7 separate regions of the Homo sapiens genome follow, and regions 1, 3, 4, 5, 6 and 7 are each linked to region 2. Evidence: chromatin loops called from intact Hi-C (ENCODE). Cell type or tissue: GM12878. All regions are shown on one strand. Region 1 overlaps MSANTD3 (Myb/SANT DNA binding domain containing 3). Region 2 holds the start of LOC105376174 (a long non-coding RNA gene). Region 3 has its middle 44 kb from the start of SEC61B. Region 4 overlaps INVS (inversin). Region 5 has its middle 14 kb from the start of SEC61B. Region 6 has its middle 140 kb from the start of NAMA. Region 7 has its middle 32 kb from the start of SEC61B.

Region 1 (4,000 bases), 1.3 Mb after region 2:
CAACATATGGATCTTGGGAGGACACAGACATTTAGTCCATAAACAGATGAATTTTTGTTTTAAGTTGGATAGTAAATGTATGCATTACAGTATTCTGGTGGTTTAGTCAATGTTAGTGTTTTGGAAATTGTGCTAATTGTTTCCTTCTTGTTCTTCTATGGGTGTTGGAATTGTGCCTTTTAATTTAGGCCTATCTATGGGTCTTTGCCTAGCCCAAGGGGAACTTCTGTTGCATCTGGATTTTGCTATTTTATTTGACCATTTCTACTTTAATGCAGCTTTTTTTCATTAAGAGATGGGGTCTCACTGTGTTGTCCAGGCTGAAGTGGGGTGACTGTTCACAGGCACAATCATAGCTCACTGTAGCCTCTAACTCCTTGGCCCAAGTGATCACCCTGCCTCAGCCTCCCAAGGAGCTGGGACTACAGGCACACCACCATACCCAGCTAATGCAGCCTTTAGTGTACTGTTTTGTCATGTATGATGCTGTGTGCATGGTGGGCTGTTTTATGCCTATATCAAAATATCTGCATTTATGAAATGTTTACTGAGCGCCTACTTTGTGAGGGTCACTGGGCTGCTTGTTGCCCTACAACCATGCATAAGAATGGATCATATACTGTCTAGCAGAACAGCAGACACAAGAGATAATGGCTCCTGAGCAGAATTGGGGACAGGGAAGTCCAGTCTATCCCTAATAAAAGTTGATGCGGCAGGGAACGCTTTTTATGTTGTCATTTATAAACAATTATGGACAATTGATGAATAGTTTTAAACAAGAGTATCCTTTCTAGCCTCAAAGTTTCTATTAATAAGCATTAATAAGCTTTGCTGGAGAGACCTCTTTGGGAAGTATTTGTTTTTGTGCTCAAGCGGAATGCCAGCATTCCCCGGAGGCATGGACCATGTTAAAGCTCCAAAAGATCTCCACAGTTACCTTTCAAACATACAGTCTTTTTGAGACAGAGTCTCACTCTGTTGCCCAGGCTGGAGTGCAATGGCTCGACTTTGGCTCACTGCAACCTCCGCCTCCCAGGTTCAAATGATTCTCCTGCCTCAGCCTCCTGAGTAGCTGGGATTACAGGCACCTGCTACCACGCCTGGCTAATTTTTTTATTTTTAGTAGAGATGGGGTTTCGCCTTATTGGCCAGGCTGGTCTTGAACTCCTGACCTCAGGTGATCCACCTGCCTCGGCCTCCCAAAGTGCTGGGATTACAGGTGTGAACCACCATGCCTGGCCCAAACATACAGTCTTACTGGATCAAGGGCGGAAATTATTTCAGAGCTCTGGTTAGAGTGAGGAAGGTACACGTGGGAGGATTATGGGCCCTAAGTTTGAAATCGAGAGGAGGTGATGGAGGGAGGGAAATGAGTGGGGGAAGAGCCAACAGATGGAGACACACTCCACCTAAATTGCCCTACCCTGGGCCCTTTCCCGGCTGATGATTAGAGTGTTAATGCCCATACTTTGAGGAGGGGAATAGAGGCTATCACTAGGTCTGAAACAAGAGAGCTAAGCAGAGCAGAGAGGAGCATGAGCATTGGAGTAAGTCAGACCACTTACTATTTTGTGACCAGAGTAAGTTACTGAGCCACAGTTTTCTTATCTGGGAAATGGGAATGGTAATTGGTTAAGGGAGATAAACAGCCTATTTCACAAGGCTGTTGAAAATCCATAAGGAACCTTTGGGGTACATTGCCTTGTATCAGAATCCCTTTATAGCCAGGCAGAATGCAACCGCAAGGCCCAGTGAGGCCTGCTGTTCTACAAAATTAAGCAAAGTAAATTGGTAACTTTGGATTTACTTAGCTAGTGATTAAATAACAGTTTAGTTAATAGGCTATTAATGGTCCCCAGGTGTTGGTAATTCTGAGCATTTGCTTTTAAGAGCAGTCGTATAATTTCTTCTGGTACTTTATATATGTAAATTTATATATACATGCATATGTATATGTATTTTTAACAGAAAACATTGAAGTATAACAAACTGTGCTCTCAGAGGCTATTTTTGGGAGGGTTAAATGATATTGTGCATATTAAACATTTGTTACGCCTACAGTAAGGGCTCAATACAAGTTATCTGCTATTATATTATTGCTATCATTATTATTACTCTGAGACTCAACTGGCCACATGTAGGGCAAGAACCTTTGTGAAATTTAGACTCCCCACAAGTCCACCACCACCTAGTGGCAGCTAGAGGTACTGCACACATCTTGAGGAAGAATTACATTGCTTGGAATTAATTCCATGTAATTTCAGTCCCACCAAGGATCACAGGACCTTTGTTCAGAGTGTGGCTTACTTACCTCAGAGCTGAAATTCATATATCATTAATCAATGAAGTGACATTTTTTACTTCCACAGTTGGCACAGAATAAAAAAACAAAATAGGGAGATGGACATGCTCATGTGCTGTTAATAGAAATGTAATTGGTGCAACATTTTACAAGGACAAGTTGGGGATATAACATAAGTCTTAAGTGTTTTTATCTTTTGGTGGAGAAGTCCTAGGAATTTATCTTGAAGAACTAAAATAGAAAAAAGAGATTTATTTAGAAAGTGTGTGTGTGTGTGTGTACACACACATATAATGTATATGTAAAAGAGCATTACATATAACAACAAAATGGGGAGTAATCCTTTTTTCATTTGTGAATCAGAGTTCTTAATCCTTACAGCAGCAATTCTTAGAAGTGGGGAAAGTTGGCATATTGACATCTGGAGCAGAGACATTGAGGTTAGGGAATTGGATCAGAATCTGCTGTGTAAGCTGTGTAATTTAAGAACAGGCAGTGTACCTATTGATTTCCTAACAAAAACTACAGAAAGTTAAGCTGGACATAGACATCTTGGCAGATAGAGATAATACAGAAGAGAGATATTGTACAGGGTGTATGTTAATAAATTTCAGTTTGGGGAACATTGATTCATAGGGAATAAAAGTATGGGTGAAGGTAAAAAATTAATTTGGGACCTTTGAGGAAGAAGGAGCCTGGATTGGGTATCATTGTATGGATATTAGAGCAACATGATCAAAACAGAAGCATGGGAATTTAGCATTATAGGGACACATCCCCAAAGATAAATGTCCGCTCATTTAGCTTTGCTCAGGATCTGAGGGCCAAACCACCTTTGACATGTGTCCGAACCTCCCAGTGTCTGATACCTGATGTGTCCAGTATGAATGTAGAGCAGGGTACCTGGTATTTGGAGATACGGATTACCCTCGTACTTCATTCTATTAATAACAACTTTTAGGATGAGGCAGTGCGTAGTGAGAGACCGTGATCAGGTTCTGTCACCCTCATGTAAAGACCACACTCCTTGGCGTCAATTTGAAGGGTCTCTGATCTGGCCCAGTCCTCTCCAGCCTCAGTCAAACAGATTTCAGCCATTCACAACTACAGAAACCCCTTCCCAGGCATAGTGCGTGAGTAGCCGGCTTGAAATAGTGTGATTCAAAATTAGTGTACTGTAAACTTAAAAGTCACAGCCTCCCCTGCTTAATTTTTTATTATGGAATTTTAAAACATAACAAAGGTTGAGAAAATAATGAATCCTTGTGTACATATGACCTTTGATTTCAAATTATTCCATTTTTGGCTTGTGGGGCTCTTTTCAAGTTGGTTCCTAATTTTTTTTTTTTTAATTTTTTTTTCGAGACAGAGTCTTGCTCTGTCATCCAGGCTGGAGTGCAGTGGCGCGATCTCAGCTCACTGCAAGCTCCGCCCCCCGGGGTCAAGCAATTCTCCTGCCTCAGCCTCCCGAATAGCTGGGACTACAGGCGTCTGCCACCACTCCCAGCTAATTTTTTTTTTTTTTTTGTAATTTTAGTAGAGACGGGGTTTCACTGTGTTAGCCAGGATGGTCTCCATCTCCTGACCTCGTGATCCGCCCGCCTCAGCCTCCCAAAGTCCTGGGATTACAGGTGTGAGCCATTACGCCTGCCCAGTTCCTAATTTTTTGACATGATTGGTCAGTTTTAAATGGACTGC
Region 2 (4,000 bases):
AGTAGCTAAGATCCCTTCCAGCTTCCTATCATCCAGAAATCTGATTAGCTGGGTCTCGATTCCATCCTTCAAGCCATTAATGAAAACATTAAATGGTCCTGGCTTGGCATGAAGGTCTTCAGGGTTCTCGGTGGGTATATGGCTCCCATATCTGCCACTAGCCTCTGCTTGGCATAGTCCTGGGTTGGAGATCAGGCCCAATATTTCAGTTGTAGGTTACTGCATCCTCATGCTTCCTCATCCATGCACGTAGTGCAAATCTGTGTAGGAAAAATACAACCTAGTAATTAATTAATTCATTAGACATTAGATCAACAAATGTCTTTAAAACACTAGGTTTTTCCTCACACCAGTGGCATGTTGACCTCAGAATGAAGAAGCTAATGCCGAGTGTGTGCATTAGAAAGATCGATTTTTATGTAAAATGCAACTCGGATCTGTCTTTGTGATACACCATTCCAGGAGGAGATGACCTCAAGACAAGCAGCTTCCATGCAATACTGCAGCAAGGGCTTACTTTCCTGAGCATTTCCCACGCTCCAATCACTGCTCTAATTCCTTTAGATGTGTTAACTCACTTCCTGCTCACAATACTTCTATGAGGTGAGTGCTATGGTTATCTCCCTTTTTTAAGGTACTATGCAGATAGTGCCAGAGCTGATAAGTGTCAGAGCAAGAATTCAGGCTCAAGCAGTCTGGCTTCAGGGCCCAGGCTCTGGACCACTCTTCCATCCCGTTGCAGCAGTGGTTGAGTGGATTATGTGGTGGGAACAGCCTACCCAGTGCTCAGAACCCAGAAATGATCAGAAAGACTCACCGTGGTGCTCATGGGTTTTCAGCAGTCATCTCTGTTCATGTTCCCAAACCATGCCAATCAATATTCTTTGCTGCTATTGGGTAGATGAGGAAATGGAGGGACCAAGATAACTGCCCCAGAGCCAACCCCAGGTCCAGCGGACTCTTTCCTCCTCAGAGGCTTGCCCCAGGAGAGACCAGCTGAACAGGCATTGCCTGGGACTCCTTGGGGAAGTGGAGGTTGGAAAAGTAAGTGAAGGAACAAGCACTGGGGGGGGGGTCAGTGTTCAGTTCATCCCTTGCTATGGCCCCATCCTCAAACCTGTCACAAAGCCCTGCCAGCCAGGGCACCCACAAAGCCCACCTTCTCCAGAGGGGCCTGAATCTCTTGTTGGGCTTGGTGTGGGTTTCGGAGGCGATGACTGGGCTGAAGTGACCTCTCTCATTCAACAGACTCAGCCACTCAGGGCTGGGCCTGGCCTGACTCTAGGAGCACAAGATGCAGCCTCTGTCCTCAGAGATTCAAAGGTTGAGCAGACATTGGCCACAGTCCCGGCTGGCTCCGACCGTGGCAGAGGCTGAACCAGAGCAGAGGAGGAAGCAGAGGGGTGGGCCGCAAGCTCTTCTTGGAGTCTCAGGAGCTGCAGAGAGCAAGCTGGGCTTCCTGGAGGAGGAGGCGTGAGAGTTGGGCCTTGAAGTAAGGTTTCAGTGAAAGCGGAGGTGCGGGGTGGGTGGGGTGGGTGTTGAGGGGGTGTGAACACTCATGCGCGGCCTCATGAGCACTGGAGCAGCGCTGGCGGCTAGTGATTTTTCAGACAAATGCCTGCCAAAGCCTCTGACATAAATCAATTTTTCACTTCATTCCTTCTGACTCAACCCCTCCGTCAGGCACTCAGCAGCTGTTTCCTGAGCTGATGTACATCTCATTAGTCTATCAAGCTCCAACAGCCAAGGCCAAGGCCCCCAGAATGAAAAACTGACGCAGCCACCCCTTCCTGTGCCAGAGACAGGAGAAGGGAGGGAGACTGACGGCCTTTGTTCTCTGAGCAAGACCGTAAAGCACTTCGCCTACAGGCCACAAGAGGGCGATGGTGGTCCACACATAAGATCTTCCCAAAGAGCCAGCCAAAAACGCCTGCCTGGAGAATCTGGAGGTTGTGAAAGGTGACTTTGTTAAGGAAGGGCGATGGCCCTTCTCCCTGCCCCAGAGCTCTGAAAGCCTTTAAAGTGGCTTTAGCAGCGTGGTTTAAGAATGGCTCCTTCGGTACAAGGACGGCCATCACTGCTTCTCCTACTGTGTTTGATGCCAGCGTTCTTCCCGTCTGCAGGGAAGGACGGAGAGTGAGGAGGGCACACAGGACGTAGCTGGCTCCTGGCCATGGACGGTGACCGCTCTGGGGCCAGCAGGGTAGAGCTGCCTTCCTACATCTGAGAACTCAAGGGCGAGAGGGAGGCAGGGCAGGGGAGAGGGTTGGTCTCAGTTCACAGGGCGACCCTCTGGCCCTGGTTCTGACGGCGACTCGCTGTGTAAGCTAAGGAGTGTCTCGCTCTGTACAGCGGGCAGGTGGTGGGTCTCTGCACGTCCAGCATCTCCAGCTTTCCGTCCTCTGAGCTGTTTTGACATGGGAGGCGCTGGCAGGGAGAGAGGGGTCACTGATGTGGGAAGCTGGTGCAGAGCTGGGGAGTAGCTTGTGATGCTGGAGAACCTGGAGATGCCCCTCCCATTCCTTGGGCCTCGACTGTCTCATCTGTGGAATGGGCGGGTCAGACTGGATAATCTCTAACCATTGCTTCCCTTCACTTCTGTCCCAATAAACACACACGGAGCTTTTTCGTTTGTCTTTTGTCTTTTTTTTTTTTTTTTTTTTTTTTTTAGAGACGAGGTCTCACTATGTTGTTCCCCAGGTCTGAGTACAGTGGCTGATCCCACTATTGTCCAGCACAGGAGCTCTGACTTGCTCCATTTCCTACCTGGGCCTGCTCACCCTCCCTTAGGCAACCCGGTGGTCCCCCTCTCCAGAGAGGCCACCATATTAATGCCAAACTTAGCGCAGACACCTGATCGGCATAGTGCACTAAAGCCCAGAACTCCTGGGCCCAAGTGATCCTCCTGCCTTCTGAGTAGCTGGGATGACAGGTGGGTGCCACCACTGTGCCTGGCACAGAGCCTATATTGGTGCTAATACTTCTGATTCTGATTCCATTAAAAAACAAAATAAAACATGTTGCCCTTTGGCTGTTTCTGACCTCCATAGTGCCCCCAAAGTGTCCCAACTGGATAGTGGTTGGAGACCATTACTGTGAATGCACATGTGGCCCTTCTCCACACAGTGCATCTGAGGGAAAATGACAGAACACTCAATCCAATTAGAGGAGGCCAGCACAGGCTGGCAGTGAGGAGCAGGCACGAGGCTGCGTTCCCTGTGCTGGCTCCTGGGCCCATATGCTAAGCTCTGCCTTCAGTTCCTGCAGGAGCTGTCCCTTGTTCAGCCTCAGATGTCCTAGCCTCCAGCCGATGGAGGCTGTGTTAGCTCTATGGTGGCACATGGGCCTTTTGTGGCTCCCATGGCGCATTAATACTTTATGTGGCCCATATTTCTTCAGCTGCATCTTCCAACGCTCCCATTGATTTTTAAATTTCAGTGCAAATACAAAGCAAAACTGAAGTTTATGGAGTGTAGGAGAATCCATCTGAAAATTCCCTAGGGTGGCACCAGAGATTGTAACATTAGATGCACTAAGAAAGAAACAACTGCAGCACATTGCTTGGCTCTGCAGTAAATAATATTTATATAGTCATAGAATTGCAGAGCATAAGAGAGCTGATTATGGTTACTGAAATGTATGGGAGAGTTAGCAAACCTAACAAAAAATAAAAAAAGGTTTGGGGTGGGGAAAAGTAGAACTGAAAGAAGTCAGGAACCAAAGCTGGAGGAAAGATAGAAGGCAAAGAAGCTGCTAGTAACAGTAACAATTGCATCTTACAAAATGAGGAGTCCGGAAATGATGCCTAACATTGATAGAACAAGAAAAAGAGGTTTAACTATTTTATGTCTAGCTGCAAAGGTAACTATGTTAGTCATTAGTGCCACTTGCCAAGATATTTCTGGTTCTCCTTTGTTCTGGATAATTCCTGACCCTCTCTGGTTAGATGGGGCCATGAGATTAGTTCTGGTAACTGAGTTGTGAACCAAAGTGATGGGAA
Region 3 (4,000 bases), 81 kb after region 2:
TCTTACATCCTGCCCCACCCCCTCCACACTCCCTGTGCTCCAGTCACAGGGGGCGCCACCTACTTGTACTTCCAATTCTTCAGCCCATGCTTTTGGAACTCTGCAGTTTTGCCCACACTACTTTTTCCCCTGAGATGTTATTCCCTTCCATCATTTGGGGTGCAAGTCTTTTGTGTTACTAAAGGCCCAGCTTAGATGTCATTTTCTCTGCAAAACCTTCCTCCAGTGCTTCCTCTTGTGAAAGCCATACAATCCCATGTGCCTCTTTCACAACACTAGGCATTTTCTACCTTGGATTGCAGTTATTTTCTACTCAGGTCTTATTGCCTCTTCTAGACTATAACCTTCTTAGCTCTATCTGCTTTTTAGATTTACTTTTTGTTTTTGAGATGGAGTTTCACTCTTGTTGCCCAGGCCAGAGTGCAGTGGCACGATCTCGGCTCACTGCAACCTCTGCCTCCTGGGTTCAAGCGATTCTCCTGCCTCAGCCTCCAGAGTAGCTGGGATTACAGGCGCCTGCAACCACACCCGGCTAATTTTTTGTATTTTTAGTAGAGACAGGGTTTCACCATGTTGGCCAGGCTGGTCTGGAACTCCTGACCTCAGGTGATCCGCCCGCCTCAGCCTCCCAAAGTGCTGGGATTACAGGCATGAGCCACCGTGCCCGGCTCTAGATTTACTTTTATATTCCAAGTGCTTTGCACATAGCAGACCCTGTATAAATGTTTGAATAGTGAGCATTTTGTGTGCTTTGTTATTGAATTATTTTAAGACAGTAGGTACCTCTACGCTCTAATGGCTCTCAGGGTTGTGACAGCCGTGCACGTCTTCTCAGAATGAAAGCACATTTTCTGGGCAGCATTTGAGGGTAAGCTGAGCTGCCTTCTCTTCCTTTAGCCCATTTCCCTGGTCTCTAGCCTGACACGAGCATCTCAGACTCTTCCTCATGCTTCCAGCTAAAATCTAACAAATTACTCTGAAATACAAGGTTATGTGTTATGGATCCTGACTTCTTCGAGCATTGCTTATGACTGAAATTTATAAACAGACAGCCGTCTTCCTGGATGACCTAACAAATCATATTCCCCTAGAATATGAGCTCAATGAGATGTTTAGAGCTCAATTAGATGTTTAAAGCATCAGATAGTGCCATGGACTAGGTGACTTCCTGCCCTATGCAAGGTAGGAGGTGGCCTTGACAAATGGTCATCTGGTCTTAGACTGAACATTTCCAATAACAAATAAATACCTTCCTCCCAAGGCCCCTTGATGAGTGCGCAAGGTTTCCTTTACATTGGACCGAAATCTTCCATCCTGCAGCTCTCAGCCATCGTGCCCAGCTTGGCACTTGGGGCACCTCAGTCCACCTCTACTCCCTCGTTCCAGCACAGCCCTTCAAGTTTTGAAAATAGGACTGGGGCTTCTGTGTTTGTTCTTATGCAACCAGAAAGGCCCCAGTTCTCAACACTTAATAAGAAATAGTAAAAATTATAAATAAAAAATCAATAATCATACTTCTGAGTAAAAAAATAAAACCAAAATAGTACAATAAAAAAGTGACAATATTAAAATTATGGTCTTTAATATCTCATTATCAAGCATTTAGCATGTGCTGGGCATTGTGCCAAGCCCTTAATGTGAATTCACTCTTTCCACTCTCACAACAACTGTACGAGGTAAGGGCTGTCATCTTTCCCATTTGACTGATAAGGAAATGGACACTCGGAAAGAATAAGTAACTTGATGAAAGTTACATAGCTACTGGTGGAGCTACTGAGTGCAGGTGTGTCTTCTTCTTGAGTTCAAGGTCTCAATTCTATGCACACAGCCTCACTAGTGGTCCCTGCCATGTGAATGTGGCCCTTCCCAGGGAGCTGGATGGAGGTGGCTGGCCTTGCATTTCCATGGTTCAGTGGGAGGCACATGGGAACGAGAGTCAGGAGTCATGGGTTCCAATGTGGACACTCCTAGCCTAGGATATAAATCTGCACAAAGCCCCCTTCTTGCTCAAATCTCAGTAATGTAATTCTTAAAATGACTAGGCTAAATTGTCAAGTTGCTCTCGGCTGTGATTTGGACATTCCAGTCTTCCCTGAATGCGCTACACCCTTTCACAACTCTGGGCCTTTGAGCTTCCAGTCTTATTGCCTGGAAGTTTCTTCCATCTTCTACTACTGTACTCATCTTTAATAATGACTCATCTTTGAAGAGCTGATTTGAATAGCACATTCTCTATGTAACCTTCCCTGAACTCCAGGTAAGGTCAGCCTTGCCCCTCCGTGTTTCCTGCACACTTGCACAGGTCTCTGCTCTAGAGTCTGTGATTGTCTCCCGAGATGGACCGTGAACTTCTCAAGGGCAGAGACTTGTTTGTTCACCACAGTGACCTTAGCACGGTGCTAGCCACGTGGGTCCTTGTTTTTTCAAGGACTCTTGGACTGCCAGTTGTTATGACGCCGTTCAGCCTCACGCCTGCTAGATGGCGCTGCAGCCCACCAGAATGGAGCCCGCTGGTCTGCAAAACCACAGGTGCCTCCAGCGGGGGCTTCAGACCGCACTGGGAGGTATTTGGCCAGGAGCCCTGGAAAAGCAAAAGTTTTCGTTTTCTCCTTATCGTCTCAGTTTTGACTGCTGCTACTGAACAATGTATCTTTCGATTCCTTGAGGCCTAGGGAGGTGGAGGTCTCTCCCTTCTTTCCTCTGCCTCCTAGCAGGAGAATTTAGGCTACTCCTTTCCTGTTTGGACTGTTCCAGGTTGATTTATTGTCCAATGTTCTACCTGCTGATTTTTGTCACGTGTCACCCTCACCTACTCCTCTGAAAAAAAGAGGAAAGATACAATTCAGCACTTCATGGCAATATTGCTGACCAAGTGAACTCCTGCCATCTCTATTCCCTTTTACTATTGGCTAACATCTGCTTTGTTTCATTTTTCTGCATCTTCTTTCACTCTTTTCAGCATCTCACAGCAGCCCACACGTCTTTCTTCTAGCAGAAGGAAAGCATTATGGTATAGTGGTTAAGGGCACTGGGGCTGCTCTGACTGGATTTGAATCTTGTCTTTGCTACTTATTGGTTCTAGGACTTTGGGCAAATTTCTTAACCTCTCGGTGACTCAGTTTCCTCATTTGTAAAAGGGAAATAATAATAGTACCTACGTAAAAGCGTTGTCACGAAGATTCAATAAGTTCTTGGTGCTTTACCTTAAAAAGGGTCAATAAACACTAAGTACTACAAATGCTTATTATAGAACATACAATTGGAATTCATTAATTTGTGTTCAATGTACCCCTTATGTTAAGTTGTGAGCCCTAAGAGGTTCACGTTGGGTCTGTCTTGTTCATTGTTGTATCCTTAGCCCCCACAAGAGTGCCGGGAGTATGATAGAGGCTTCGTTAAAATTTTTGGAAGAACCAAAGTCTGTTCTGTTTCTCCTGTATAATAAAAATGAAACAAAATTATGATATATATTGTTTACCCATTTAAATGGTCTAGGATTTAAAATTAATAATACCTAATGTTGCCTGGGGCATAAAATGGATGCTTTCATTTATCGCTGGTCTATTATAAAATGGTAGAATTTTTTTGGAAGGCAATTCGACAATATGTGGAAAGATCCTGAAAAAAGTGACTCAGTAAATCAACTGTTAATCAATCGTTCTTTCTTTCTTTCTTTCTTTCTTTTTTTTGAGACAGAATCTTGCTCTATAGCCCAGGCTGGAGGGCAATGGCCAGATCTTGGCTCACTGCAACTCCATCTCCCAGGTTCTAGTGATTCTCCCACCTCAGCCTCCCGAGTATCTGGGATTACAGGCACCTGCCATCATGCCCAGCTAATTTTTGTATTTTTAATACAGACAGGGTTTCACCATGTTGGCCAGGCTGGTCTCGAACTCTTGATCTCAGGTGATCCACCCGCCTCGGCCTCCCAAAGTGCTGGGATTACAGGTGTGAGCCACTGCGCCCGGCAATTTGTTTTTATCTGAGTGCTCAGACATGC
Region 4 (4,000 bases), 1.0 Mb after region 2:
ATGCAAGGGAGTTTAGACTGACATGCTAATCTTTGGCCTCGTTGCAGATAGTTACAGGAGGCGCTAGATTACAGGGGCCAAAAAGCAACCCCCAAGCTCAAAGGTGGAATACACCATGGCCTACTCTTTCCTACATACAAACATGTAGCCTAAAGAGGCTGAAATAAAGAGTCACTTTATTTCAGGATTTGTCATTAAACTTGGATCAACCATTACATTGATTTGTCTAAGCCACATGGGCAGTATCACTAAGTAGTTGTTACTTCAGTTGCCATGCATGGCATAATCCAAAGCTGCTCACATGTCAGAAGAAGCATATGGATTTGTGTACATCAGATTAAAATAAGGTTGTGCCAGTCCCTTTGCTTCCATGTATACAACGGGGTCCACATTCAGGAGCTGTCATTGATGGTATCAAGCACAGCAAAAGAATTAAGAACCACCAATGCCCATGTGAATTTTTCTGTTTCATAGCAAGCACATGGTCAGAGATAAAACAGACGCAGGTCAGATGGCTGGCCTCAGCTGCTGTTTGATTCAGGTAGCTCACTATATATTTGTTTTGCCAGGATGCACTTGCGGATCCAGAGGACAAAGAAAGTATTAATTGTCCTCCCCATCCCTGTACTTCCTGAGGTCTCATGTGTTTCCTTCCTAGGGGCTGAAGTTGTTGCTTTCCTTCTTTGGCCACATAGTTAATGTGTCCCATTCCAGTAGATATAACTTCGCCTTTTCTCCAATCATCCCCTACTTGTGCCTGTAGCTTATAGAAGGGTAAGTACATATGGGACAAATTTAGAAACCTATTATGTCTTCCATTTTGGCCTATATGGACCACTATAGAATGACTCAGTGAGCAGGGCACTCAATCAGATGGTCATTATGGATATTTATGATCTGGGACCTTATCAGTTGAACAAAATGAATCCAGGTGGGTAAACCCAAATTAAGCTTGAATCTCTAAGCCCCCTTTTGGCTGGCTGCCACCCAAGGGATATATGAAACAAACCATCCTGAGATTGCTTTTGGGAAAAAGAAAGAAGCAAGATAACCAGGGTTGGGCCAGGCAGAATCCCAAATTTTCAAAACAGATGTATATAATCCCCCACTCCTTTTGTCCTGATTATTTCCCAGGAGGCTACAAGGATGAAATGAACCCTTTCTGAAGGTGGCCACAGTTAGTAAGCAAACTGCTTCATACAGGAGTGTGGACCAGGAGGAGGTAAGAGAGGTGGAGCCAGAAACATTTTTGAGTTGATTTTCAAGAAGGCCTTTCCAAGCTCTCAACAATTCCAGATACCTGAGGATGGTAGGAAGCATGGAATGTCCATTAAGTACCTAACTATTGGCTCATTGTTAGGCATATCATGGTCAGACTATAGAAGGTCTAGGAACCCCAAAACATGGTCCTCAGTGCTATAGCTTGAATAGGCTAATCAGATTGGAGCAGCAACTCCATATGGTGGAGCAGCAACACCATAACCTGAAAAATGTCTATGGTGGAAAGGCACGAGGTGAGCCCAAGAGGAGGTGACAGAGGTCCCTGCTGGGAAGGGGCAAGGGCAATCCTCCATGTAATGTGGACTCCTTCACCACAAGAAAAGGAGGCCAACTGGGCAAGATACATAAGTCTGGTATGCAGTGGTATCTTCTGCATGAAAAACATACCTTTTACTTTGTATCCATTCTATTGTGGTGGGTTCATTGCCTTATCTAGTGCAGTGATGGATCCTAGTGGCAAATCCCAGTGACCAGGCAATACAGACTTGTTCAGCGACTTGATTTCAGTCGGTCTTATCAGAGAGCAGGCCCTTACTGTTACTGTGGGTATCTATGTGAGTGACCCAAAGTGTCTGATTGGCAGCCACAATTTGTTTGTAGTTTGTGGCCCCAAACAGGAATATCTTTAATTTACCAACTGTAGTCTTCCAAGTGGCAGACCAGGTGACTACAGTACTGTTAGCAGACCAAGAATCAGTAAAAATACGGCTAGTCTTTGGGAGTATTGCCTAAGGTAAGGGTGATGGCTTTTCATTTCAGCCCATTGGGCTAACTGGTCATTACCACTCAGTCTCCTGGAGCTGTCATTGAGGTTGGACAGCTACTGCCCCCTACTGGACACCATCGGGTTTTAACTTAGCCAAAGCATCAGCAAACCAGGCCAAGGCATTTAAGGGACCATTAAGCCAGCAGCTTTGCTTCAGACAGTGGCCACCTGTATACCCAGTGCTTTGTCCTCAATGTCAAATAAGTCAGGCTAAAGCAGGAATCAGATACATAGAACAGTTGACTCTGTCCTATTAGGCAAGGTTTTGCATTCACATTCACTTTTGAGCACCTGCTCACTCATGTCTCAACCAAATGAACTTCTAATGTTTTCAATCCACCTAAAGATCCATGTCAAATAGCAAAATCTTCATTGTTCTCTCCATTTATTTCTGTTTTGGAGATTTCTTGGCCCTGCAGCCGCAACCACATGGTCTTTCAGCTTGCTGCCCCCGTGGTCATGTACCATTCCTTCTTTTGCCTGCCCAGAGGAAGGTGAGCAAAAACAAAGGCACTATTTGGGTGGCTTGCTTTAATCCCACCTCTCACCATTCAGACTCATTAACAGAGAGAATACTGGGGTCACTCGCCCCTTAACCTTGCCCACCACCTGGGCATGATCTCAGGGGGTCTTCTCACCCTTGAACCTAAGGATACCTGAGAATGGGCCTCTAGGGTTCTTGTCCTTACTCTTCAAGAAAACTATGTCTCTCCAGCTGGGTGCAGTGGCTCATGCCTGTAATCCCAGAACGTTGAGAGGCCGAGGTGAGTAGATCACTTGAGGTCAGGAGTTTGTGACCAGCCTGGCCAACATGGTGAAACCCCGTCTCTACCAAAAATATAAAAATTAGCCAGGCATGGGGGCACACACCTATAATCCCAGCTACTTGGGAGGCTGAGGCACAAGAATTGCTTGAACCCGGGAGGCAGAGGTTGCAGTGAGCCAAGATCGCGCCACTGCACTCCAGCCTGGGCGACAGAGTGAGACTCTGTCTCAAAAAAATAAAAGGAAGAAAGAAAGGAAAACTATGTCTCTGTCAGTATCCTATCATCTTTTACTGTCTTGTCAGTTCTGGCATTTAATTAACCCTATTTACAAGGTAATAAGTTAGCTGCAGATGCTGGCAGAAGACACAAGACTCCCATCAGAGACGAAAAGCGTCATTACTAATGGCATAGCTAGGAGCTAGGAGTACTTATCTGTTTGCATGAGTTTCCCTCCCCTCCAAGGATTATGGGGGCAATATGGAGGACTCAGATGGGCCCAGCACACAGTGGGTTTGCATGACATCTGAAGAGTGCTAGATTTTGGGAATCTCCAGCTTTTAGTAAATAGAGTAGTAAGCAAGCCTGCTTGTTCTTTGCCCTGGTGGGTGACATTACCTCGTCACTCAAGATTGCTCACTGCAAACCCCACTCTGGAAAATGGTCCCAGTAAAGTGGAGTCAAGCTTTTGCATTCTTGGCATACCCAGTAAGTACATTCAGGGACATTCAAGGCCCAGGGCAGATTGCCTCTCCCAACACTATTGTGGTATTTCCAAAACTCATTTGTGTCTGCAACCACTACAGAAAAGTTTGATATAATGAAATTACTGATATTTGCGACCTATATACTTCCTAGGGATAGTAATTCTTTTTACAAATTAATACAGTAAATGCCTTGAGAGTTTATAAATACATAATTATATAGCTATAATTATAATTAATAAATCATGTTTCTATTTTTCCATTTCAATTTTAAGTAATGTATTTTGGGTATATAATATATTTAGGATTTAAAATGAACTATGACAGAGTACCTACTTTACATTTGTGTGTGCTATTATAAATATAGTTATCTTTCTAGGCCAAAATTTTATACCAATTTGTAAATGAACAAAAAAATATAGTGAACATTTATATATATATAGTGAGCAATTGTTTTTCTCTCCAAGTACAGTGACAGAAAATAT
Region 5 (4,000 bases), 51 kb after region 2:
TATTTAAGTGCTTACAGTTCCTTAAATAATCAATATATCAAATCGGCATATTTTGGGGTAGATCATCCTTAACTCCTTGACTAACAGTTAACAAGTGCGCATTTGCAACAATTTTAGAGATACGGTTTTTTTATTTAATAAGCAATCTAATGAGGAGTTTGCTCTTTGCCCCATTTTACACAGGAGGAAACTGAAGCTTAAGCCACTCAGCTGATAAGTGGAAGAGCTGGGATTTCACTGCAGATCTTTGACTGACCTACTAGAGTTACGTAGATGGGAATCTTAAGTATTTGGGGTGAGGGAAGGATATCCCAACAATAGAGCTTGAAAGGTAGTGCCTTTAAAAATAACAGTCCCAAGAATATGCCCCACTATTGTTTGATGTAATTCAAGCCTTAAATAGCTTTAGTTTGAGGTTTTAGATTCTGCAGAAGGAATTGGTTTTTGTATTTCAGTCCTTCTGAGCTTTGTTCATTCTATGGAGCTCTTGCAGTTATAGAGAAAGCATAGTGTTTAGGCATCAGCAGACATTTACTGGGCACTGTGTGCCATGCCCTTTTATTGGGGTTTTAGAAATGACCTGGCAAGGTCATTAGCTTAAATGGACTGGGCATTTGTATACTAGGATCCTATTCCTATCTGGGGCTACAAATTAGAAATGGCTATGTGATTATGGAAAAACCAGTAGGAAGCCCTCTCAAACCCCCTTGCCATTGGTGAAATCAAATAGTCAGGACCACAGTTTAAGAACTAGTATGCTCATGGTGTATGGGCTGTGGTGCCAGGGATTGCAAAACTGGCACTGTCCCCAGGAAATCCATACTGTGTGATCGCTTGTCCAACAGAGGAAAAGCAGAGAATCCTGAGATGCCCTAGCTGGAAGGGCTGCGAGTTCACTGGGTTTTCTCCATTGTATGACAGAGGAGACAGGCCCAGAGAGGGGAAGGGACTTGCCTGAGATTGTGCAGCAGGTTTGCAGCAGAACAGAGGCCAGAACCAGTCTTTTCTGTTTCCAGATCAGGGCTTCTTCCCAGTACTGCACTATGAACCCAATTTTGAGCCTGTGCATAAGCCTGTTGACGTCTCTAGAGGGTAGGCTCTGGAAGTAGGTAAACTAAGTGGTAGGCTTTGAATAGTGGGCATTGTTAATCAAAGGGGAAGGAGTGAAGACAGCAAGACTAGCTAGTAAAAATAAAATCAATTATGTTAGCAACTTTAGGAGAAAGTCAAGTTCATGAGACTTTATAGAGACAAAATAGGGAGAAGCAGCTAGCAGAACTGCAGTGTTTTGCATTTTTGTGACCACAAATGTTAGGTGAGCCTGGAACACAGTGAAATTGACCAAGTAGGGTTAAGGTTTGAGAAGGGCTAAACTGTTGAAATGCTATTCCTGGTCACTCTGACAACTGGGTCTCTTTCCCATGCTGAAGGCATTAAAATAAGATAAAACATGCAAATGCACCAAATTGGAATCAAAGGTATAGTCATACAAAGTCTGGATTGCTCCATTTTAAGGAAAGGTCTAGAAGTTTATGCCTCAGAAAGCAAATGAAGACATGAGGGGAAGAATTTGAATTACATATATAAAGATTAAATTAGTCCTGCAAACATGCATACTCATTTTTCTTCCCATTGACTCTGGTCACACGCATCGTAGATAATGAATCACGTAGTTGCGTGCTCTATTGTCTTTCCTGTTCTACTCAATAATACAGTTGCCAGTAAGAAAACATGCTCATTCTTCTAGGGATCTATCTAAATTGGTCTGGGTTGTAGAATATAGAGCAACTTGCTGCTTAGATGAGTGGTTCCCAAACTTTAACATGCATCAGGGGCACCTGGAAGGAATCTGCAGCTGCTACATAGCAGATTTTGAGATCACTCAACTGGGAGTCTCCACTCCCTAAAGCAGGAGCCCAAAGCAGAAATCACAATGTGGGGCCAGGGTCACTGGGCATATACTTTATTCTAGGCCCATCACCCAAACAGGTGTGTTAAATTTGTCCCCCTTTCTCTTCTTTGAAGTTGTAACCAGGGTACTATTTGTTTTGCGTTGTCTGCACTGTGTCTGGGGAAGTACGCCTTTTCGTGTGTGTGCTAGCACCTGCTGGGATGCACAGTCACAGCTGTAGAGCTGGAAGGCCCTGAGAAACCACAGAGCCCTTCATTCTGTTCTTTTTTGCATAGCAGTGCCTCTTTTTATAGAGGATGTATTAGGCTGTTCTCGCACTGCTATAAAGAAATACCTGAGACTGTGTGATATGGTTTGGGTCTGTGTCCCTGCCCAAATCTCATGTCAAATTGTAACCCCCAGTGTTGGAAGTGGGGCCTGGTGGGAGGTGATTAGATCCTGGGGGCAGATTTCCCCTTTGGTGTTCTTGTGGTAGTAAATTATTGTGAGATCTGGTTGTTTAAAAGTGTATGGCACCTCCCTGCCTCTCTCTTCCTTCTGCTCGGGCCATGTAAGAAGTACCTGCTTCCCCTTTGCCTTCTGCCATGATTCTAAGTTTCCTGAGGCCTCTCCGGCCATGCTTCCTGTACAGCCGTGGAACTGTGAGTGAATTAAACTGTTTTTTTGTTTGTTTGTTTTTTTTTTTTTTTTTTTACAAATTAGCCAGTCTCAGGTATTTCTTTATAGCATTGTGAGAAACCACCCCCATACTCTAATCACCTCTCACCAGGTTCCACCTCCAACATTGGGGATTGCATTTCAGTATGAGATTTGGGCAGGGATACTATATAGATATCCAAGCTATATCAGAAGACATGCTGCCTGAGCTCAAGCAATCCTCCTGCCTCAGCCTCCTGAGTAGGTGGGGCTACAGGCATGAACACCATGCCTGGCTAACTTTTTTTTGTTTTTTGTAGAGGTAGGATCTCAAATTCCTGGCCTCAAGTGATCCCCCTGCCTTGGCCTCCCAAAGTTCTGGGATTAGAGGTGTGAACCACCATGCCTGGCTTAAAGCAATTTTCTGATGACTGATTATGCTTTCCAGATATCTTACTCTTGAGAAAGGTGGTACCCCACATTTGAAACACAAGCATTTTGGCTCACTAGAAGGATATATCCTCCATTGTAAATAAAAAGTCGGCCTCTTTATGCATGAGGCAAGCGTTGTTTCTGTTTAGATTGGTCTGGATCTAGTCATCTTTAGTTGTTCATCTCCAGGTGAACTGAGAAAAATCCAGTGTTCTGATTTGAGAAGCCAAGAAGACCTTGGCTGATGGTAAATTTTTAGCAGGGAATCTGGTAGTGACCAGTTTGCTTAGCAGAGCTGATGGCATTCACATCACCATGTATAGAACTTGGACCAGTGAAGGCACAGCCAGCTGGGATTTGCTGTTACACATAGCAGCTTAGGGAGCCAGATTCTAGTGATCACTTATGTGTATTCTTTCATTCCTGAAATGAACTCCACTTGGTCATTGTGCTGAAAAGAGTTATCATAGCCAGCCAGACCCTGCTATTTCTAGAATGTTCTGTTTGCAAGGTTGGACCTTGGCTGGTGTCTGAAAACTTGGCATTTGAATCATTCCCTAACTGATAAGGCTGATTGGGCTGATTGACAATGTGGTTTATCCAGTACACCAGCTTTCCTTCTGAGGAAGGTAATTCCTCTGAGAGTCTGGAATTTTGGTAGTTGCCAGGCAGAAGAGGCCCATGTGGCCAGCCACCAACAAAAAAACCTTGGGTGCTGAGTCTCTAACAGGCTTCCTGGCAGAAACATTATTGCATTGATTGTTGCTAGAGAAAGGAACTTGCTTGCAGTGTTCCTTACAGAAGGGAGAGAATATAGGAAGACTGTGCATGGATTTCTCCATTCCACCCATGTCTTTTTCCTCTGGTGATTCTGTTGTGTCCTGATATGGTTTGGCTGTGTCCCCACCCAAATTTTATCTTGAATTGTAACTCCCACAATTCCTGTGTGTCATGGGAGGAACCCAGTGGGAGGTGATTGAATTATGGGGGCAGGTCTTTCCTGCACTGTTCTCATGATAG
Region 6 (4,000 bases), 330 kb after region 2:
CTATTCCTTCAGCAGTTCTTCTCATCCCAATAAATAGCAACTCCATTCATCAAGGTTCTCAGATCAAAAAGTGGCACTCATCGTTGACTCTTACGTTCCATTCCCCCGATATCTATATCCAATCTATCCCACAAGGACTATCACTTTCATTTTCAAAATATATCCTGAACACAGCCAGTTCTTATCTCCACCAATACCACCTTCCCCCAACCCACAAACATCCCCTGTCTGGAACACTGCAAAAGGGTCTTCACCAGTCTTCCTTTTTCTACCTTCACCAGCTGATTGTCTATTCTTCCTATGGCAACCAGAGTGATCATTTAAATACATTAATCAGATCAATCACAAAGACCCCCCATGTTTTCCTGTCTCATTCAAAATAAACTCCAAAGACATTATCATGATCTGTGAGACCCCTGCAGATCTGGCTTACCCTGACCCCTCAACCTCACTTTCTTCTGTCTCCTTGTTTGACCTCACTTTAGCCCCTTCTGTTCTCTAATCCAACAACCACTCTCTTGGTTCAGGAAATTGGTGCTTGTCATTCCACTTGCACAGGACAGTTTTAGCGCAGACATTCAATGCTTTTCTTCATTACTTAATCCATGATTCTGCTCAAACATTACTTCCCCAGAAAGGCCTTTTCTGATCTCCTCGGCTGCTTTTTTTTTTCATAACACTATATTATATTAAATTTTTGTATTATATATTATATTAATTACATTCTTGTTTATTGTCTGTCTCCCCATGGGAATATACGCCCCATGAGGGCAGGCATTTAGTTTATTTATCTCCTTATCCCCAGCATTTAGATTAATGTCTGGTACATTTTAGATGCTTTAAGAGGCTCTGTGAAGCATCCTTGACCCCATAAGGAGACCCAAGCTGTCTTTCAGTTGGATCATTGGTATAATCAAGGGTTTAGAGATGTATCATGTATCAACCAAAACGTGGTTGTCCTGAGAGATGGACTACCAAGAATTACTAAAAAGTACAATGTTTCCGGCAGAATCTGGCACAGCCATGGGGCCTGACAGAAACCTCCTCAGAGCCAGAGGGACTCTGAACTCAAGCCTAGTTCTCTTGGATCTGATTTCACCAAGGTGTTCCCCGATCTAATACCATCTCCCAGTTGGCATAAGCCCAAGAAGGGAGGCCTTGCCCTAATTCAATGAAGGAGAAGCCTCCACTTCCATGTCTTATATTGCTGGCATAGTTTAAATCCATCATTTACTGAGGGCCTACTCCATGCCAGGGTTTGGGCTAAACACTGTGCATGCTTTATATCATTTATATTATTTAAGAAATAAAATATTATTTCTATTTTATAGGTAAGAGAACTGAAGCTCACAGAAGTTAAGTATATGACCAAAGTTATACAGATGGAAAATGGAAAAATTGACATTTGAATTATACTCTAAACAGTGCTACTTCCTAATGTGTTTGAGCTGAGTAGATTGCTCCTGCACTATCCCCCAGAGGTAGGTGACTAGGGCTTCTGAGCTAGTTCTTGCAGTATAAACAGATACTGAATAATTTCTGTAAACTGATAAGCAGGGACATTGAGCTTGGACCACACTGACTGGTGTAGGGACCACCGGTGGCTGCAGCCTCTGACACTCAGGAGGCTGTGAGAGATGTGACCTCCTCTCAGGGACTGGGAGGGTGCTCAGCTGTGGTTTGATCCCAAAAGGAGACTCTGGCCATTTGGACTAGACTGAGCTGGAATCATGGGACTCACCCACCCACAGAAAAGGTGAACTTTAGCTTGATTAACGATTGTGAAACTCTTTAAGTTTCAGTTCCTAGGGACTGCCTTTTGTTCTAAGCCAATTCTCTTGAAATCTCTAAGCTATGAAACCTGGTCACCAGGAAAGTATTTGTAAATATCCTCCAAGCAGGGCTGTCCTCTGGGCTGGGGACAATGTCCTGGCCCCAAAGTCATACCAGGTCCTTGCTCTGAAGTTGGCAGAGGAGATGGGCAAGTGTTTGTTCCATACATCTAAAGAGATTGTTTCCAAGCAGGTACCACTGAGCCCTGATAAAGGCACTTAGCACCTCTCTTGGGAGAGGCTGGGTACTATCCCTTTTGCAGCTTCCAAATCCCAGTGCACTCTGAAGTAAAAAGTTTCTTTACCCAGGATGCGAGAAGCTAAAATCCCTACTAATCAAGACATTCAGACTTCATACAAATATCAGTTCTTGTGATCCCCAAAACTCTTTCACTACGCATTTCACAGGCATCACCAATAACCAAAGTTATTCTTCTCTCCAGAGCATGCTGAGAGAGAAAGCTCTTTTACTGAAGATAGTTTCTTTGACATTCACACTCCAACAAGGATAGTCTCTTCTGGGCCTAATTTGACTTCTTTATGTGCCAAGAGGAAACTTTCTCTCTGAAGGGCAGGCACACAGATATCTGAAGAGGTCTTTAGGAGGCACTTTATAATTTCCTTGAATTTGCTAGAATGTTTGGAGAATAATGTGTATTGATTAGCTGTCTCTTTCGAAATGCTTAAAGTTCTCCTACCCTTTGATTTTTTAAGAGGAATTAACAGTGAATAAGCAAAAAAAAAAAAAAAAAAAAGAAGAAGAAGAAGAATATACCAACTCACTCACTCATGTTTTCTAACTAAAAGGAGTGTGGCCTAAAGACCATTATATGTAACAGGGTCCATGCTAGGACACTGAAAGCTAAGCAGCTCTTTCTGATAAATTTGAAATTGGGGCCGGGCGCGGTGGCTCACGCCTGTAATCCCAGCACTTTGGGAGGCCGAGGCGGGTGGATCACCTGAGGTCTGGAGTTCGAGATCTGTCTCACCAACATGGTGAAACTTCGTTTCTACTGAAAATACAAAATTAGCCAGGTGTGGTGATGCATGCCTGTAATCCCAACTACAACTACTCGGGAGGCCGAGGCAGGAGAATTGCTTGAATCCGGGAGGCAGAGGTCGCAGTGAGCCGAAGTCATGCCATTGCACTCCTTCCTGGGCAACAAGAGTGAGACTCCATCTCAAAATAAATAAATAAAAATAAAATAAAATAAAATAAATTTGAAATTGGGGACATGGAAATAAGAGAGGTGGCAGTGACTCCTTGAGACTGTGTCATAAGCTGACTCTGACACTAAGAAAGACAGTATGACTAGACAGTGACCCCAGGAGTCTAGGGCTGAGATCAGGAACACATGACGCTGAGCTGCCCAGCAGGAAGGGAAGTAGAGCTCTAATGATACCACAGCTGTGCCATTTAACACACACTACTAGCTGTGACACTCCTAGGCCAATTCTAGTAGATAATTCTGCTTCCAACAAATAACCTGAAACAAAAATAATAATAAAAAAATTAAACCTATGCTCAATGATGTGATAGCAACATTAGCACATCCAAATTTTTTTTTAACTACAGGGTCCTATATTCTGGGCCTCTCAACCTTTTTCCTTGCAGCCCCAGGCCTTACCTGGTCATCCCAGGACACTGACATTTTGGATACTGAGGACCCATCGATATGCCATGGCTGGGAAGCTTTGCTGGTGGAAAGAACACTGGATTTAGAAACAGAAGACCTGAGCTCCATTTCTGATTGCTGTTACTAGCTGTGTAACTTTGCACAAATCACTTAAATTTTTGGGTCCTGTTGTTGCATCTATGAAATGCAAATTCTAAAAAATTCAAAGGACTAATCTTATGAAGAAGGCAGTATCATCCGCCATGCTACAGGTGAGAAAACTGTGGCCATGGAATTAATAAGGAAAAAAACACCAAGACAATGTAAGAGTCCACAGATTACGCTGCTAGTGTCTCTACACCATGATTTCTTGAGATAGTCTCAAGTGAGGAGGAAAAGGAGTACTCCAGAGCTTCTCAGAGCTGTGAGAAGCCCAGGCAGGGGTGTGAGTAGAGAGGGAAGAGAATGGCAATGGAGTACTGCTTAGCTATTTAACTCACTCACTCTAAATAGCTTAGCTACTTAGCCCACTCACTCTCACATCCTTCGGAT
Region 7 (4,000 bases), 69 kb after region 2:
GCAGTGAATCGTTTGGCAAATTGACATTTCTGGCAAATTGACTTTTGACAATCTAATTTTCAACAAATTCTTCTTTGAGGATACATATTTTTGTACTTGGCTCGCTTCCTTTGGAAAAACCAAGTGATGCTTTGAGTAGAATAGCACACCAGTTTTAGCTAAAAGGCAGCTAATTTTACTCAAAGATGTGTGTTTTTTTGGTAGATTTTTTTTTTTTTTTACCCTGAGGTTAGGTGGGGAAGGATTTGTCTTCATTTTCCTCCTTCCATCCACAGTTTGCAAAGCCCCTTGGAGTGCTCCCTCTACTCCTAAGAGGAAGAAAATATGGACCCCGGAAAGCAGGCAGAAGGGTTAATAACCAAGGGAGCTGGAAAGAGGGAGAGAGAGAAGGGAGCCCACAGAGGAGATACTCACTTAAGGTTGCCAAAGTGAGATGAAATAGACCACTATTAAGAGTCAAGGCGACGGAGAGTGGAGGGTGGGAGGAGGATGAGGATCAGAAAACTATGCTTATTACCTGGGTGATGAAATAATTTGTGCACAAAACCCCGTGGCACGCAATTTACCTATATACCAAACTTGCACATATACCCCGAACCTAAAATAACAATTTTAAAAAAGAGAATGCTTTGCCTGTTGTATTAGTCTGTTCTTGTACTGCTATAAAGAAATACCTGCCTGGCGTGGTGGCTCATGCCTGTAATCACAGCACTTTGGGAGGCCAAGGCAGGCAGATCACGAGGTCAGGAGATCAAGACCATCCTGGCTGATACGGTGAAACCCCATCTCTACTAAAAATACAAAAAATTAGCCGGGCGTAGTGATGGGCGCCTGTAGTCCCAGCTACTCAGGAGGCTGAGGCAGGAGAATGGTGTGAACCCAGGAGGCGGAGCTTGCAGTGAGCCAAGATTGCACCACTGCACTCCAGCTTGGGAGACAGAGCGAGACTCTGTCTCAAAAAACAAACAAACAAAACAAAACAAACAAACAAAAAAAGAAATACCTGAGACTGGGTAATTTATAAGAAAAAAGGTTTAATGGGCTAATGGTTCTGTAGGCTGTACAGGAAGCATGGCAGCATCTGCTTCTGGGGGGCCTCAGGGAGCTTTTACTCATGGAGGAAGGCAAAGTGGGAGTAAGCATCTTACATGGCAGGAGCAGGACTGAGAGAGAGAGGAGGGAGGTGCTGCACGCTTTCAAACAACCAAATCTTGTGAGAACTCTATCACGAGAACAGCACCATGAGCATGGTGCTAATTAACCATTCATGTAGCATCCACCTCCATGACCCAATCACCTCCCACCAGGCCCCACCTCCAACACTGGGGATTATCATTTGACATGAGATTTGGGTGGTGACACAGATCCAAACCATATCACCTGTCCTCTGGACTCTCTGTGGTCTCTGTGTGTGTGCTTGTGTGTCTGTTTGTGTCTCTGTATGTGTCTGTGTGTATATGCTTGCTTGTCTAATTACTTAAATGAGTGTAGTAATTAATGTCTATAACCTCTTGCCTTTCTTAATGTCAGGGGCATACTAACAGAGTTACAGGTCTAACTCCTCCATTTCACAGAGGAGGGGCGTACCAACAGAGTTGTAGGTCTAACTCCTTTTACAGGAGGGGCAAAGCAACAGGAGAATAGGTCTAACTTCTTGTTAGGAGTTAAGCCTATAACTCTATTCGTACGCTCCTCACATTAAGAAAGGCAAACTGAGGCCCACATAGGGACCTGGGAGTGCCCAAGGTCACCTGTTTCTAAGTCACAGAGCTGGGATTTCCCACATTTACTTGATTCAGAGACTTTCCAGAGGCCCTCACCCCCTCCTCCTGCCTGGATGCACATTCGAGCAGCCACCTTGCCTCCCTGCAGTTGGTGAAAACCACAGGGTGGGCCTGCAGGGGAGACAAGGCCCCATCGGCTTTGGGGCTCACCCAAACAGATGGCCCCGTGTGGGGAGAATGACACGGCAGAAAGGCACTTCACGCCCAAGGCCCCACCAACGCACCTGCTTTTGGTTTCAGTCTTTCTCTCTCAGCAGAATCAAAGTTTCCAGGGGAATCCCTCTTGCCTTCAGTGGATCGCCCCTCGAGGCAAGTAGCTTGAGTCACTCACCGCAGCACTGGGATGGTGGCCACAGGGCTGGTTGGCTGGGCCGTCTGGAAGGCGGTTTCCCTCTTCACGTCTGTCTAGAGGTGGTATCGTGCTCTGTGTGTCTCCTCGTGCCACCCACCCTCCCCATTCTCCTCCTAGTTGGATTGTTCTAAGCCACAGCTGTGACCATGCCATTCCCCTAGAGCCCACAGAGTGGCATCCAAACTTCCTAGCAGGGTATTCAGGGAACTTTTCCAGCCCACTGTGGCCACGCTGTGTGTCTTACACAATGGGGATGCCTTTGTTGTTTCCAGAGAACACTAGTCACTTTTGTATCTCTGTGCTTTTGCATAAGCTGTTTCTCTTGTCTAGATTTTTCTTCCCAATCTGGACTGCTTGGAACACTCTCTCCTCATTCTTTTCTTTAAAAAAGTATTTATTTAAAAAAATTGTGGTAAAATTAACGTAACATCAAATTTAACATTTGAATCATTTTTGAGTGTTCAGTCCAGTGGCGTTAAGTACATTCAGATCGCTGTGCAACCTTCACCACTATCCATCCACAGAACTTATCTTTCAAAACTACAGCTCCGTACCCCCTAAGCAATAACCCCCTAGTCCTCCATCCCTCCCCACCCCATGGCAACTACCATTCTACTTTCTGTCTCTATGAATTTGACTACCTTAAGTTACTTGTATGAGTGGAATCTTACAGTATTTATCTTTTTGTAACTTTTTCACTTAGCAAGTCTTAGAAGTTCATCCATGCTGTTGCATGTCAGAACTTCCTTCCTTTTTTAAAGCTTAATAACATTCCATTGAATGTAAATACCACATTTTGTTTATGTATCCATCCATTGATGGACACTCTGGTTGATTCCATCTCTGTTGGCTATTGTGACTTAATTTGTGGCCTAACATATGGTCTATCCTGGAGAATGTCCCATGTGTGCATAAGAAGAATGTGTATTCTGTTGTTGAGTGGAGTGGTCTGCGTATGTCTGTTAGATCTAGTTGTTTTCTTGGGTTGTTCAAGCCCTTTAGTTCCTCACCTGTTTTCTGTCTGGTTGTTCTATCCATTACTGAGAGTGGGATATTGAAGTTTCTGACTGTTATTGTATTATTTCTCCCTTCCATTGTGTCCATTTTGGCTCATGCATTTCAACAGTCTATTATTAGGTTTGTAAATGTTCCTCTTCATTCTTATAGACTCTCTTTGAATGCTGCCTCCTTTGATGCCCCCATCCTTGCCTCCTCCAGCCCTAGTCACTCTCCTCTGTGCTTTCACTGTAACTTGTACACACCTCTGTGTACCACATTCTGCTTTACTGAATAATTTACTGGTTGTCTTTCCAGTGAGTCTCAGAGGACACAGAATTTTGTCTTATATATGCTTGCACCTCTAGAATCTGGCACAGTTTTTGGCTCACAGTAAGTGTCCAGTGAACATTTGTTGAATAGACCTTTGTTATGGAATGCAATTGTGTTACTCATGTTCTTCCTGGGGTAAAAATAATTACAGTTGGAAATCCTCAGCATATCCTTGCCATAAGGATAAGGTAAAAGTGCTTATGGCCTCCAAGGTGCTTGTTCTTCTCCCTCATTTGATCCTTGTCACAACCCTATGAGGAGGTTGGGCAGGGGCTTGCAGATTCATTTTACAGACAAGAAAACTGAGGCTCAGAGAGGCAAGGTATCTTGATAAAGATGAAGATGGTAAGAGGCAGAGCTGGGACTTGAGCCAAGGCTAGTCTGGCTCCTGACCAGAACTCTTTTCTCTGTACCCGCTGCCCTTGTAAGCTCTGTTTGTGACTACCATGGCTGAGATCATGATCTCTGTACATGGGTAAGGTTGAAACTGGGACAAGTGGGAGCTGAGGTCTTTGCACTCTTTTCTTTTGCAGAA

Evidence for each region. Hi-C counts contacts between places; a loop is a spot of excess contacts. Peaks named below come from ENCODE experiments on the same cell type or tissue, not always from the same donor. Only the 100,000 strongest peaks of a DNase experiment are listed, where the experiment ranks them.
Region 1: a loop joins it to region 2, with 4 times the contacts of the local background. A loop is called at or near these places in 11 of 110 quality-filtered maps.
Region 3: a loop joins it to region 2, with 4 times the contacts of the local background. A loop is called at or near these places in 20 of 110 quality-filtered maps.
Region 4: a loop joins it to region 2, with 4 times the contacts of the local background. A loop is called at or near these places in 21 of 110 quality-filtered maps.
Region 5: a loop joins it to region 2, with 2.5 times the contacts of the local background. A loop is called at or near these places in 25 of 110 quality-filtered maps.
Region 6: a loop joins it to region 2, with 4 times the contacts of the local background. A loop is called at or near these places in 3 of 110 quality-filtered maps.
Region 7: a loop joins it to region 2, with 3 times the contacts of the local background. A loop is called at or near these places in 20 of 110 quality-filtered maps.

The regions. Positions count from the first base shown.
Region 1 is chr9:100,435,864-100,439,863 of GRCh38, forward strand. The region is part of intron 1 of MSANTD3 (Myb/SANT DNA binding domain containing 3); the gene reads left to right. Among named protein-coding and RNA genes, the nearest start is that of MSANTD3-TMEFF1, 4.0 kb to the right of the region's middle. In GM12878, a CTCF peak has its summit at 2,190 (motif pointing left); a DNase peak (open chromatin) is centred at 2,189.
Region 2 is chr9:99,182,911-99,186,910 of GRCh38, forward strand. It overlaps LOC105376174 (a long non-coding RNA gene), which reads left to right and starts at 1,413. Exons shown (of 2, transcript XR_930169.3): 1 at 1,413-1,492; 2 at 1,684-2,626. It also overlaps the pseudogene RN7SL794P. RefSeq lists an enhancer at 1,792-2,001. In GM12878, a CTCF peak has its summit at 1,870 (motif pointing right); a DNase peak (open chromatin) is centred at 1,859; H3K27ac peaks cover 1,943 bases.
Region 3 is chr9:99,264,248-99,268,247 of GRCh38, forward strand. No RefSeq gene overlaps it. Among named protein-coding and RNA genes, the nearest start is that of SEC61B, 44 kb to the left of the region's middle. In GM12878, a CTCF peak has its summit at 2,479; a DNase peak (open chromatin) is centred at 2,434; H3K27ac peaks cover 504 bases.
Region 4 is chr9:100,214,267-100,218,266 of GRCh38, forward strand. All of the region lies in intron 3 of INVS (inversin), which reads left to right. Among named protein-coding and RNA genes, the nearest start is that of INVS, 120 kb to the left of the region's middle. In GM12878, a CTCF peak has its summit at 2,102 (motif pointing left); a DNase peak (open chromatin) is centred at 2,115.
Region 5 is chr9:99,233,964-99,237,963 of GRCh38, forward strand. No RefSeq gene overlaps it. Among named protein-coding and RNA genes, the nearest start is that of SEC61B, 14 kb to the left of the region's middle. In GM12878, no CTCF peak of the experiment used is centred here; DNase peaks (open chromatin) are centred at 1,344 and 2,118; H3K4me3 peaks cover 458 bases; H3K27ac peaks cover 3,783 bases.
Region 6 is chr9:99,512,107-99,516,106 of GRCh38, forward strand. No RefSeq gene overlaps it. Among named protein-coding and RNA genes, the nearest start is that of NAMA, 140 kb to the left of the region's middle. In GM12878, no CTCF peak of the experiment used is centred here; DNase peaks (open chromatin) are centred at 1,795 and 3,175; H3K4me3 peaks cover 70 bases; H3K27ac peaks cover 1,193 bases.
Region 7 is chr9:99,252,005-99,256,004 of GRCh38, forward strand. No RefSeq gene overlaps it. Among named protein-coding and RNA genes, the nearest start is that of SEC61B, 32 kb to the left of the region's middle. RefSeq lists enhancers at 1,625-2,184, 2,315-2,374. In GM12878, a CTCF peak has its summit at 2,275; DNase peaks (open chromatin) are centred at 1,437 and 2,037; H3K4me3 peaks cover 730 bases; H3K27ac peaks cover 2,252 bases.